2 separate regions of the Mus musculus genome follow, and region 1 is linked to region 2. The links are chromatin loops, found by intact Hi-C in ENCODE. Cell type or tissue: left cerebral cortex. All regions are shown on one strand. Links, peaks and the distances in the headings refer to the core of each region. The heading gives the core; the rest is flanking DNA. Region 1 has its middle 33 kb from the start of Gm23860. Region 2 has its middle 73 kb from the start of Gm22473.

Region 1 (2,930 bases), core at 276-2,775, 1.3 Mb after region 2:
TTTAGAAACTAGGGAAATGCTACAATCTGGATGGGCACAGACCAAGTTATCACAAGAAAATTTATTTCCATACATGAAGTTGGAATAAATCTATTTTAATGAAGTCTCCAATTGTCCTTTCCTAGATCAAACCATATGTAATTTAGCGAATCTTGATGTGCTTCATTTAAAAAACATCTTTAATGTCTCCACAAGGCAACTCCCTGAGATAGCACAAGCTTTTGGAACACCCACAAGAGAAGTGCGATTCAAATTAGTCCTCAAGCTGTTCAAATAAGGAGCTACAGCTGAAAGTACTGCAGTTCAACGGGGAGATACATGTATTTTTAAAGTTACTTGTATCTACCAGATAAGCCTGGCAAAATGAACCAAAAAGTGAAACCCAAATGAATAGTGTGAATTAACGAGTGAATTCTTCTAACCCTGGGAGCAAGACAAGATCACTGGGAAGATAAATAATTCTTGTTCAAATCTGGTGGTTTCTGCCACCATTCTTCCTGAAAGTGGTCCTGAAAATATTATTATTATTGGGCATGACACAATTTGGATTGAATTGCATTGCCTGATTTGATTAATTTCTAACTGAACTTCCAATTGTGACTCCTTCCCTTCCACTTCCAGGACATGCCACAACTCTATAATCAGAATATTTTGTCCAGCATCCTCATTGTGCAATGGCTTCTCCTCATTTTCTATTCACGGTTGTCACCACAGTTTAACAAACAGAGGAGCACTAACTATGCTGGCATAATTGTCTGACTCAGGCACTCAAAAGTGTAGTTTTAGCTGCTCTGCTAACTTTCAGACATGAGTGAACCACTTGACCTTGCTAGCCCAATTCTTGGAGTCAAGGGTTGGCTTGTTCATCGCTAAGGTCCTTTTCTACACAGTTATCCTATGATTCTGTAATGTATTTCTAAGCAGTTTGCTTAATCACTCAATTACCCAGCAGTCCTCCAGACCTGGAAGGGGATGATTACTTGCCAGGGGCATTGCAGAGGGTATTTGTGAATTAGCAGGAGGTCAGGTTTTAACCTCTGAGGTCCCTGAAACTCTGATTCTATTCTGGCTCTTGTATTGGCTGTTTCCTGGCCCAATGTTCTACCCATCAGGAGGACATTACCCACTCTTGGAAGCAACTGGTTTCTAGTTCATTAATAGAGAGATAACAGGCATTAAAAATCAAGCTGCTTGAATAAATGATAAATATAAACCATTACCAACTTGTCCTCATACTAAAATAATTGCATACAGAATCATTGTAAAATAATCTTGCTATGAGAAATAAAGAAAACAGAGGCATCATTTTGGTGCCCCCAAGTGGACATCCATGATGGCTGCAGTCAAATTACACCTTACAAAGTATTTCAGGGCATCTGGCAGACACACACACACACACAGACCTTTGGCGGTCTTGCATATTTCATGTTGTATAGATTCTAGAAGGTATTCTAGAAATTTTGGGTCTCTTCATGAACACTTTGCAGTTATCTAAGAAGAGACAGAGGTATATGACCACTCCCAAGTTAGTCTTCTGACTAACAGAGTTTGAATATCTAAGGAAAAAGACATTTCAGTGCATTCTCCAGTGAGACCTTTAGCATCTCCTCTGTTCATTTGCACCAAATGTCCAGCAGCTACTATCAACATTGCTTGCTTTGGACAAACATTTTGTTTCTTATTCATTCCTTTTAAACTTCATAGTATTGGTATATTTTGATATTAGATATTTAAACCTTGTGGGTTTTACACAGACTAAATACAATGATATAAATAAAACATATGCTGGACTACGTAATAACTAAATAAAACCTCTTATGAGTTCCTGCTATAAGAAAGATAATGTATTAAGCAAAGAGTCCTACAACCCCCCCCCCAAAAAAACAGCCAAACAGAAGCAGGTTGCTTATATGATAGGCAAAAGGACTCCCTTAAAATGTAACAGAAGATACCACAAAGAATAAAGGGAACCAATACCACAAGGGGCACTCAGTAGTTCAGTCAAAATATCCTGAGATATAGCTGAAAGAATTGTGTGTTTAAATGATAAATGAAGAGTTGAGACAATTTGATTTCCAGAACACCAGGTGCCTGTGTTGTGGATTAAGATGTTCTAGGAAGGCCTTTGTTTTTTTTTTTTTTGTTTTGTTTTGTTTTATTTTTTTGCAGGGAATGGAAATTAGAGAAGATAAAGGGGAGCAGTGGGGTGATGTTTTATGTTTCTAGGTTAGGAAATTATGGAAATAATCATAGCATAAAACTTGTAAGATTTGCTTGAAGAATAAGGAATTTGCTGAAGCAAAATATTAGGAATTATAAACAACTATAGATGTTAGTTAAAATGAAAGTGTAAGCTGTAAGCCAGGAAGCAAAATTTTGGCTTTGATTAATATTCATACTACAAGTGTTTATCTCATAGACTAGGATTAGTAAGATCACCACACTTTTGTCTCTCTTCCTTCTTCTCAGAGCTGCAACAGCCATTGCTAGGCAACCACTCCATTGTCTCTTACTAAGCACTGTGGGACCTTAGAGTCTGTCTCAATAACTTTAGCAAAAATGATGTTTCATCAGGATTGTCTCAAAAGATAAAACCAATGTGTGTCTCTTGCACTAGATTTAACGGTAAAAATAGGAAGACCCACACCTAATAAAGGTTGGTAAGCATTAGTCAGAACTGATCCTGCTTGAGACTATGGCCAGCATTCAGTGATCATTTATCATATCGATGTAGAATTTAGATGGTGGGTGCTCATGTATAGCAAAATAAACATTCATCGGGTAGCTGTTGTGTGCTGTTATGTATTACAATCTGGGAGCCTCTAGGAAGGAGGTTGAAGACAATGGATAGACCAGCTGAAGGTGTTAATAGGATCATAATGAATTAAAATCTAAAGCTGAAATGTACAACTAATATAGAAGGGAAAAAA
Region 2 (2,930 bases), core at 290-2,789:
AATTTTTCTAGGGCCCGCAATGGAGGAACTAGAGAAAGCACCCAAGGAACTAAAGGGAACTGCAACCCTATAGGTGGAACAACAATATGAACTAAGCAGTACCCCGGAGCTCTTGTCTCTAGCTGCATATGTATCAAAAGATGGCCTAGTCGGCCATCACTGCAAAGAGAGGCCCATTGGACTTGCAAACTTTATATGCCCCAGTACAGGGGAACGCCAGGGCCAAAAAGGGGGAGTGGGTGGGTAGGGGAGTGGGGGGTGGTGGGTATGGGGGACTTTTGGTATAGCATTGGAAATGTAAATGAGCTAAATACCTAATAAAAAATGGAAAAAGTAGAGAGAATAAATAAGAGGCCACAAAAGTACTTTACTCAAATAAATATAATCGTTTTATATCTATAAAATATAAATATTCATATTAATAATTAATATAATAATTTTAAATAAAATATTTCCATATTTTATTTTAAAAAAAGACTTCAAAATAAATATGGCATACCACCAAAAAGAAATGAAGAAGAAACCAAGCAATACAAATGTTGGGCAGAAAATGGCCTCCCAGGTGCTCTTAAATTTCTGTTAGGAAATGTGAATTTATACACTACTAACACTAGGCTGGAAAAATTAAAAATATGTGTCCTTTGACAGCTTTCTACATTTTATACCTACTTAAAAGTTTGTGCTAAGTAGTATAATGTCACATGTCAGAAGAGGTTCTTAGAGCATTATCAAAAGTTGCTCACATTGGAAGTACCCACACACCAACCTGTAACAGAATAAATAAGTGATCCTTATAGGGAGTATCTATCTATCTATCTATCTATCTATCTATCTATCTATCTATCTATCAATCATCTATCTATCTATCTATCTATCATCTATCTATCTATCTATCAATCATCTATCTATCTATCTATCTATCTATCTATCTACCATCTATCTATCATCTATCTATCTATCTATTTATAATATATATACATATATTATATACCTTTTCAGGGATAAATGTATATGATATAAATATATCATAAAACTACATTATCCAATGTAGATGAGCCTCAAGATTCTCTAGTTGCCCAGGAAAAAACAGGCTTAGACCACACACGGTCTTTCAAGGTGCACCAAGAGGGGACATGCTCTGTGATCCCATTTCTATAACCTAAAACATCTTATTTACTTAGGATTCCCAGAACCTAATGTCATTACATTGTGAGCAAAGAGAAGAGGGTCACTTTTCGTGTCCTGAGAATGTTGTATTTCAGAACACAGGCATTATCAGTACTTTATAATTATACATTTGTGTATCCATAAAGGGAACATGACAGTCAGTCTTTTGGGACAAATAATAATTTTATAACCTCAAGAAATATCCAACGAAGGTGCACTTAAATACATAGTATTCATGATAGCAGAAACCTGGGTCCTGCTAAACTTCTAGTCATGTTTTTATGACAAGTGTTGGAGACAGAACAATTTTTAATGGAATTTGTTGACAATGACAATCTGCTTCATCAGATTTTGCAGAAAATGTAAGCCAATTTCTTTTATTATTACCATATGGAATGTGAAACTAAAAGTCAAGATTTTTCTGAATTTACTCCATTTTCAGTATATGCTTCCAGGCAGTTAATAGGGGGCCAAGGTAAAGATTTTTTTTAAAAAAACGAAAACAAAAAAATCACTCCCAACAGTGACTTTTCCCCTGATGCCCACTTGGTGGCGCTAAGCTAACGTAGAATGCAGGTCTTCTCTGATACGTTAATAAGCTTTCACTTTATACAGTCCTAGGGAATTGTAAAGGTTTGTTAAGGTTTAGGACTTTAGACATATTCGGTAGGGAAAAGGGTTCAAAACTCTTAAAGAATTATGGTTATTTGTGAAAATTACAAAGAATGTCTTCTAACTCTAGGACCAGCCAAGCTTTCATGTCTTCTTGCCTTGTGTTTCTTTGATGACTTTTATGAGCCCTAGGGAGAGAAATAATTTTGTCTATAAGGTATTGGGGACTTGATGGAAACACAAACCCAAAATTTTCAATGGAATTATAGTGTGTGAGGGATGGGACAAGGCGCGTTTTGCAGCACAGTCCTTCCGAACAGAAACGGAAAGGGTCAGGACCTTTGATCCAGGCATCTGGCCCGGATGCAGTTCTGCAGCCCAGGACTAGGGGTGACAGTAGCATAGATGCTGCTTTCCTTCTTGGAGGAAGCCCCGTTGCTTGCTGTATCAGGGCTGGTCTTGAACTCAAGATATTTCTGCTCCAGGCTCTCATGGCTGGGGTGGCCTTTGCTCACCTCTCTGAACAGAATGAGGCCCTTTTCTAGGGCTTTTCAGGAGTGAGCAAAGGCAAGAGAGTCTAGACTAGGAGGGGTGGAGTGTGGGAATGCAGAAGAGTCTCTAGGATCTCTTTGCTGACAATGGGAGGCATCAAAGTCTTCTGTTTCCACAATACACGGCCTGGTTATTCTGTTTATGAAGATGATGGTATATTGTACACCCATAAATGAATCAAGATTATCTCGTTCTTTTCTTTAAAAAGTTTAGTCTACAGTTATATGTGTATGTGCATGTCTGTGTAAGTATTAGCACTTCTCTGTAGTTCCTTTACATGCCATAAGAAGGTGTCAGATGCCCTGAACTTGATTGTAGGGAGCCTCAAGATATAGGTGCTAGAAACTAGACTTAGGTCTTTAGAAAGCACTTGTGTTTTTTCTTTTTTTGTTTGTTTTTGTTTTTTGTTTTTTATCACTGATCTGTCTTTCCAGCCCCAAGAACATAACATCTTAAATCAGACATCATAGCAGGACATGGGGGCACACATCTCTAATCCCAGAACGTAGAAGGAGGATCTCTGTGAGTTTAAGGCCAGCTTCATTTACATAGCAAGTTCCAGGACAGCCAGGATCACAGCCCCCCTAGAATCATAGAGG

The links. Hi-C counts contacts between places; a loop is a spot of excess contacts. Peaks named below come from ENCODE experiments on the same cell type or tissue, not always from the same donor. Only the 100,000 strongest peaks of a DNase experiment are listed, where the experiment ranks them.
Region 1: it touches region 2 in a loop (10-fold over the local background); 19 of 42 quality-filtered maps call a loop at or near these places.

Annotation. Positions count from the first base shown.
Region 1 is chr4:7,852,230-7,855,159 of GRCm38, forward strand. No RefSeq gene overlaps it. Among named protein-coding and RNA genes, the nearest start is that of Gm23860, 33 kb to the left of the region's middle. In left cerebral cortex, for the core only: a CTCF peak has its summit at 1,320 (motif pointing left); DNase peaks (open chromatin) are centred at 683 and 1,324; H3K27ac peaks cover 933 bases.
Region 2 is chr4:6,560,038-6,562,967 of GRCm38, forward strand. No RefSeq gene overlaps it. Among named protein-coding and RNA genes, the nearest start is that of Gm22473, 73 kb to the right of the region's middle. In left cerebral cortex, for the core only: a CTCF peak has its summit at 1,704 (motif pointing right); DNase peaks (open chromatin) are centred at 1,739 and 2,223; H3K4me3 peaks cover 243 bases.